Regions from separate parts of the Homo sapiens genome. Here all the other regions are linked to region 3. The links are chromatin loops, found by intact Hi-C in ENCODE. Cell type or tissue: endothelial cell of umbilical vein. All regions are shown on one strand.

Region 1 (2,500 bases), 490 kb before region 3:
TGTTTATATTCCATGTATGCTTGGAAAGAGTGTATATTCTTTCCTTCCTCCTGAGTGTGTAATCTCTCTTTCTTCCTTAGTAGGAACCCCGTATTTTAGTTGAACTCACTGCAAGCTGGAATAATAGGTACACTTTCTTGTGTTCCTTGAGCTCATGCATAACTATAGATTTAAAGAAAATAAAAACAGACAAAAATAGCTAAGCGCTACTGGTGGCACAATGGAGTCACTATGGCATTCTTGGACTATGAACCTCTTAATGTTTTCCACATGAAAAAGAAATAAACTTTTATTTGGTTTAAACTGCAATCATCATTTTTTCCTGTCATATGCAGCTACTAATAGAATTATAGATATTAAATATGAAATTAAAATGTTTAAATAAAATTCATTTTGCTTTTAATTTGAATGAAAGGATAAAACAGATAGCTCATAGTTAATATAAGCAAACTTAAATGTACTCCAGTAGGTATAGAAAGCCAAAAGCAAACTGCATAATTACAGGAAAGGGATATATCTGTTAAGCAATTTAGGGTTATAGACAACAGTTCAGTAGTGTACGGTTTATTTCAACATCTGTTTGGGTTGCATTAATGAAAGTTTCATGTCAAGAGTGTTGTCAAATGAAGTAATAATTTGCCTTTACTCTGGTAATCAGTCACCACCTAGTGCATAATATGTAGCTTCAAGCTCCACATTTCAATAGGAATATGAACACATTATAGAATGTTCAGAGGATATCTGCCAGAAATGCACAGGGATTCGAATGATATCTCTCTTGGGATATTAGAAGATTATTAATGGTAAGGGAGCATTAATGAGTGATTTAGGCTCACTGTATTAGGCACTAATGGTTTAGAATTAAAACCAGTTGTTAATAATTTAGAATATATTAGTTTGAATTTAACATAAAGAGGGACTATGCAATAGTTAGGACTAAACAGAGATAAAATTAATTTCCACAGGACATAATGTGTTTCCTGTTCACTGGTGGTGACTTAGGCCAGATAACCACATGGTGGAGATGTTGTAGAGGGAATTCAAACATTAGATGCCTTGTTGGAATATGGGACATTTAAGGTTACTTCCAAATTCTAGAATCTATGAATTTATGGGACAAATATATAAGAGAAAAAAGTCTCAAATTTATAATCGATGTAGTGTTCATACTACTGTATCTAAAAAATGTATCCCTCAGCTTAATTACATTAATTGTTTCCTATACTAAATATACTTGATGGAGAAACTTTTTATTATGCCGAACACTGGATTAACTTTTTAAATTATGTGTACCTCTGCATTATATGTACCTGGCATATAAAAACTCTAGAATCAGCATAAGGAGAGTGCTTTCATTTTACAAATGTATAAAAATACATAAGGCTAAAATGGTATTGAAGATAAATATTACAGAGAGAACACAATAACCCAAAAATGGGTCAGCACAAACTATCCAATTGATTAGATGCTTGCAGAAAACCACAGCAAATGGCAAAATCAATTTACCAATCAGCTTTGCAGTGTTTTCTTCTAAACTCAGCCAGCTGGGCAATTAGGCATATATTTGGTGTTTTTATGTCTTTCATTGAAGAAAGCATCGTTTTCCTTTGGAAGCAGATGGTTTGGAACTATAGACTGGTCAAAGTTCAGTAAGGTTACTCTACTACAAACAGAGTAAATTGATGTGGCAGAATATGCTAGTTTGAATCTTTAGAAGAATTCAAAACTGAAAGAGAAAAGTTTCTGAGTTGATATTTGCTTATAGATTTTTGTAAGCTAAGAAATTACTCAGTTATATTTTAATGCAGTGATTCTTCATTGTTATTTACACAATGTTCCATTCAATTTACTTTTTTTGTAGGTTAATGTCCTATGGCTTATCTCAAGGAGTAGAATTTCAAATGATTATTGTTTTAGGTTTTGTCAAAGTAAAAGAAATAAAGAAATGAGAGTTCATGCAATGTTTTGGAAAACAAGCCTTCAAAACAATTTTATTCTGAGGTCAAATTCAGTTGTTTGAACTAAATTATCCAGTAATCAGGGTTTCCAGATGAATGTTTAAAAAAGATAAGGATCACAGCATTTTAAAAGGGAGAGTGAAATTAGGTATCATTTATTCGAATTCATGTCTACAAATGAAGGATCTCCTGCCTGAGATTTCAAAACTTGCAGCAGCATCACGTCTAGAACCCAAAATCTCACCAGGTTCTCAGGTGATGCTGTAATCTTGTAATCTTGTACAATGTCGTATCCCACATAAGGCAGTCATAGCATTAATTTCATGATGATGAAGAAAAAGAATAGTTCATCAGAACCGTAGTTGATTGAAGAAAAAGTACACCAAGTAATTGACCTTCCATTATGACATTAAGAAGGATTTCCCATGATCTTGCCATCAATTGTTCTTGGTTACTAGTCTGAGTAAACATCATTTTAATGATTGATAACTTTCTAGTTAATTAATCCTCAAAGATTAATCAAAGCCTTCTCTTTATTAGAT
Region 2 (2,500 bases), 250 kb before region 3:
TAAAATTTTCACTGTGCGGATGCAAAGAAATATATTAATAGTTATCTGCTGTAACCTTATTGATCTGGAAAAGAACAAAGATAACCTGTAAAGTTTCACAGTGAAGCTAGTAAAATGGAGGCATTATAATTACGTTTTAGTAAAACAGATACACAAACTCTAATCTTTATACATCATCTTTGGAAAATATGGAAATTTGGACATCGCCTTTCTTTGTAAGTTAATACTGCGCATATGAAATCATATTTGATGGGAATTTTTAGCACATTTTAATCTAATTAGCAGTATTTACAATTCTGTAATTCCTTCAACTACATAAGAGTATTGTTTCTTTTTTGAAGGCTAAGTGATTTTACAGTTAACATTTTGCTGAGCAAGAACTATTCTAAAATGTTACTCCAAATTGCTTCCCTATAACTTCAGAGATTGGGGGCAGTTTCAGCCTGTAGATATGTTCAGGATTTAAGCCTGATAATCTTCCATGCATTGAAAGGATAAAAGACACTCTTGTGTAAGTTAAAAACAGTTTTCTATTGATATTGGAGATGTAGTAGAAGAATAGAGATATCTCATGTGAAGGTCAATCTTTCTCAATTCTATGAAGACATAAAATCTTATTTTAAAATAATAACAGTTACCTTTTCACTCAGCCTACATGGTCCATGAATTTCAACACAATTTGTTGAAATGTCACTCAATGAATTAACTATTCATTATCAAGCTCTAAGATTCTAAAGTGAAATATGTAACTAATGACTATTTATAATTACATATATTAAGACCATTTATTAGGCTACATGCATGATGTCATGTCAAATGGTTCATATTTGACCACATCTGACTCTTAAACTAAAATTTGTTTTTTAACACAAGTTTCTCAGGATTGTGAAGACTAATTTCATTCTAATTACAACTTTCATTATTGAGTTAAAAATATGCCTATGTTTCATAATTTCAGTAGAAAATTCATCAAACACACTGCTGAGAGGGTTGTGATTTGTTGCTTACAAAGATAACATAATAAGAAGGCCAGTAAATACTGTGTTTCAAGACGTATTTAATATACCCTTAAATGAAAGATCATATTCTGGAGAATGACTATGACTTAAGTAATTTTATATTAAGGAGTTAAGTTTTCAACTTAGTAAATTTTTTTGCTCCAAAGCAAAGCTCCAAAATTCTTTTGCTTTACACAGCTACTTCAAAAACCAGTACATAATTTGCATATTCGGATCAATAGGTGGCGCTTTTCCCCTTTCTGACAGTCTCGTTTTCAGAATCCTGTTAGAGTCAAACTTATTGTTACAAATCTTCAATATTACCGATAGAATGCCGAATATTCTAACTAGTAAAAGTTGATTTTTAACTTTTGCAAGCTTATAAGGTTTTAAATTATTGTCAGCTTTTAAAAACTATCCTTTGATACATCATCAAATTTCGTTACCAGTGATCATACTCAAAGAGAACTCTCAGTTATTTGTCCTGTAGCGATATTCAGAAATTATCACTCAGTTTCTTTAATCCTTAAATTATTCCCCACTTATCCTGGTAGAAAACTTCTGGAAAGTAGCATTTTGGAATACCTGATATAGGGTCCCTTCAAATACTGCTATCATGATAAACGTACTTTAAGATTTACAGGAAATTTATCAAAAATGAAACATAAATTTATATTATTGCAAAATGCTTTTAGAATACATATTTTAAAATAGTAAATGTAAGTAGAATATTTCATCAAAAGAAAACAGAATTTTGTATCTGGATTGCTTTTATGAGGATTTATTTATTTACACTGAGTCCTTTTAATTTAACTAAATCTGAGGATTACAAGCAATCAAAGATCTTTGTAAATGGTAGTTGATAATGTTGTAATTTGAAATATAGATGTATTTATAAAAATATTTTATTTAGAATAAATTTATCTAAATTTACACTAAAAAGACATGTCCATAAAATGTTTTCTTCTCACAAAAAGCAGGTAGTCACATTAAACATAGACTGTTTTTTAAGATAATGTACTATAGAAACATAGTCTTTGTTTTTGATTATTTAAAAGATGATTACAGCATGAATAGTGGTTTAAAATATAAGCAACATGATCACTTTCTAATTAAAATGACAGTTTGTATTTTAAAAATATATCTTTATTAAACACAAACATTTGACTACAATAAAGGCATTATTTTAAAGTATAACAAAATTAGGATGGCTATAGATCTTCACATTTTATATCTATTTTTATGTGTCTCATCTTGTTTCCCCCAGTTTCTTCACTACCTTTTCTTCCTCAGTTTGTTTAGGTATACACACACACACACCCACACACACACACATGCATATATATGCAAGCTGTTTGGGGAAAGGAATATATACATACATATTCTGATATGTATATATATATCAGAAACTCTTATGTTAGAAAATATTTTGTCAAGTGTATAACAAGTCAGAAAACTACAAAAAAGTTACACAAATTCTTTATTTGAAATAGGACGACATT
Region 3 (2,500 bases):
ATTAGTCAAAGCAAGTCAGATGACTATGCCCAAAACCAGTGGAGTAGGCCAGCATTTTCTGCCTAGAGGTAAGGTGCTACAAAGTTCCATGGCAAAGGTGTGGATATATAAACCACTTACAAAGAAAACAAAAAATGATGGAAACAATAATCTAACCTACAACAGAACTGAAAGTTTGGGAGGGTGACACATTAGATCCACATTTACAGATTCAAGGAACATCAAGTATTAGCAGCTAGATTTCTAACCAATTTTTCTACCTATAGATAGAAGGAGCAAGTGAATAGGGAGTTATTCCTATTCACATGAAGTCGCCACAACATTTCCACTAAAAGATGTCACATGTTCTCCAAAGCTGTTTCCCAAGATAGTCCAAGTTAGTCCCAGGAAGGAGATCTTTAACTGCATTAATCTGTTCATGTTTATAATCTTACACATGCTCATAATCTGTCTTTTCTCTTAAGTTATTCAATATCTTAAACAAATCATTCTGCACACCTGCTATTCGCTAACACTACTGTCAATTTCAGTGCAGCAATAGACAATGAGTAGAATAAAATAAGTTTTTGGAAGAGTAGGCATTTTGAAGTAGACAAGCAGACCCCTGTGGAATCAGAGCAGCCATTTCTTGCTTACTTGATGATTTAAAAAAATGTGTGTTAAAATTGTTTAGAAGAAACATCGAAATATTCCAAGATTTTTATTTTCAAAACAACTCAAAGCACAGTTTCCTTCTAGGGATTTGAATAGTTTTGAGTCTTATACAAAGAGTTTTATTCACTGAATTTTATTTTTCTCATCTAAACTGAGATTTACCTGTAGGAAAATGTCATAATAGCCTTCAAAAGTTAACTCAGGTGAAACATAAAAATAAAAGCTTCCTTTCTCTCCTGATCTCATATCCCAGCCCTACTTTATTCTTCTCCTTTTCCATCAGTCACTCAGACTTCAATGGAAAAGTCACTGAGGATCAAATAATCCAGCTGTTGTTTTCAGCTTTCTCTATTTTAATGTTTATTTTCCAAATCATTTCCTATTTTTCTACTAAAAATATCCTGCCAAATCATTATTTTTTCTGGAGCAAATCTAATGCTTTCTGTTGCTAGATATCTGATCCAAATCCAATATTTTTCTTGGCAGTTGGTGAACATAATAATAAGTAGGGATTTTTTTTTTCTTTCCACACTTAGAGCTGGGGGAAAAGAAAGACACTATTCACAATTAAAACCATTTAAATATTGAGGTTAGTTCTCACCTTAGCACACATTCACAAATACTTCTTAAAGGGAGAACATGTTAAAAGAAGTTTCTATGCTTTTAATATATATTTGCAGATAGGTTTCTAGTTCTTAATGCACATTATTTTGAATACACATTGGGAGTGTGATTTAGTTAATGCCATCCTTTACAAAGCTTGATTTTTTTCACTTTACTTTTAAAATCTTTGTCAAAATGATAGTATGCATATAGGAAACAAAAAGTTCAGAACCTGTATTAGTCTGCTCTTGCAGTGCTATAAAGAAATACCTGAGACTGGGTAATTTATAAAGAAAAGAGGTTTAATTGGCTCACAGTTCTGCAGGCTGTACAGGAGGCATGATTGGTGGTGGGGGAGGCTTAGGAAACTTACAATCATGGTGGAAGGAGAAGGGGAAGCAGGCACATCTTACAGGACCCAAGCAGGAGGAAGAGAGAGTTGGGGGTGGTGCTATATACTTAACAACCAGATCTTGCCACAACTAACTCACTATCACAAGAACAGCACTAGAGGAGAAATATTCCCCCATGATCCATTCATCTCCCACCAGGCTTCACGTCCAACATTGGGGATTACAATTTGACATGAGACTTGGTCAGGGACACAGAACCAAACCATATCAGAAGTAATAACAATAAAATCACTTCGTCTCACTGCTATTTCAATTATTTAACCGATTTTTAAATGATTTCTGATTTTATTTATTGATTTTCTTCATAATATTACACAACAGTCTTCTATATTGATTTGTAGATTTACTAATTTTAGATCCTATTTGTGGCCAAATAAAGGAAGATTTAGATAACTCGGACTATCCCTGCCTCCTCCTCCTAATTTCTAATAGATTTATTGTTTTGCTTTTCTGAAATTTTGGTTTTTCAAGACTTCCAGAAATGTTCTTCCTCCTCCATAATAAATAAAATGTCTTGATTCCCTCAAGTTATCTTTCTTGAGGATGTTTATCTGTTTACTCTACCCTTAACCATTTATTTCTTCTTCCATTTCCCAATTTCTGTCCACTAGCCATTTATATCTATATTATCAAGAAAGTGAACTTTTTCCTTTTAGCTCTGATTAATTATCAAGTTTTGTTTATAACAGTATGTCATAAAGTCAGGAAACATAGCATAGTAGTCGTCTTTGTTATAAGATCGACAGTCCCAAATGGCAATGTAGAATAATCTTATTTTTAAAGAGTGTATCAGTTCCATTTGCAAATAATGTGCCCAAAATGCTTTTACT

What was found. Hi-C counts contacts between places; a loop is a spot of excess contacts. Peaks named below come from ENCODE experiments on the same cell type or tissue, not always from the same donor. Only the 100,000 strongest peaks of a DNase experiment are listed, where the experiment ranks them.
Region 1: it touches region 3 in a loop (2.3-fold over the local background); 5 of 110 quality-filtered maps call a loop at or near these places.
Region 2: a loop joins it to region 3, with 3 times the contacts of the local background. A loop is called at or near these places in 11 of 110 quality-filtered maps.

The regions. Positions count from the first base shown.
Region 1 is chr13:70,722,911-70,725,410 of GRCh38, forward strand. No RefSeq gene overlaps it. Among named protein-coding and RNA genes, the nearest start is that of LINC00348, 290 kb to the right of the region's middle. In endothelial cell of umbilical vein, no CTCF peak of the experiment used is centred here; a DNase peak (open chromatin) is centred at 1,021.
Region 2 is chr13:70,959,797-70,962,296 of GRCh38, forward strand. No RefSeq gene overlaps it. Among named protein-coding and RNA genes, the nearest start is that of LINC00348, 54 kb to the right of the region's middle. RefSeq lists an enhancer at 1-267. In endothelial cell of umbilical vein, a CTCF peak has its summit at 1,281; a DNase peak (open chromatin) is centred at 1,245.
Region 3 is chr13:71,209,966-71,212,465 of GRCh38, forward strand. No RefSeq gene overlaps it. Among named protein-coding and RNA genes, the nearest start is that of LINC00348, 200 kb to the left of the region's middle. In endothelial cell of umbilical vein, no CTCF peak of the experiment used is centred here; a DNase peak (open chromatin) is centred at 1,046.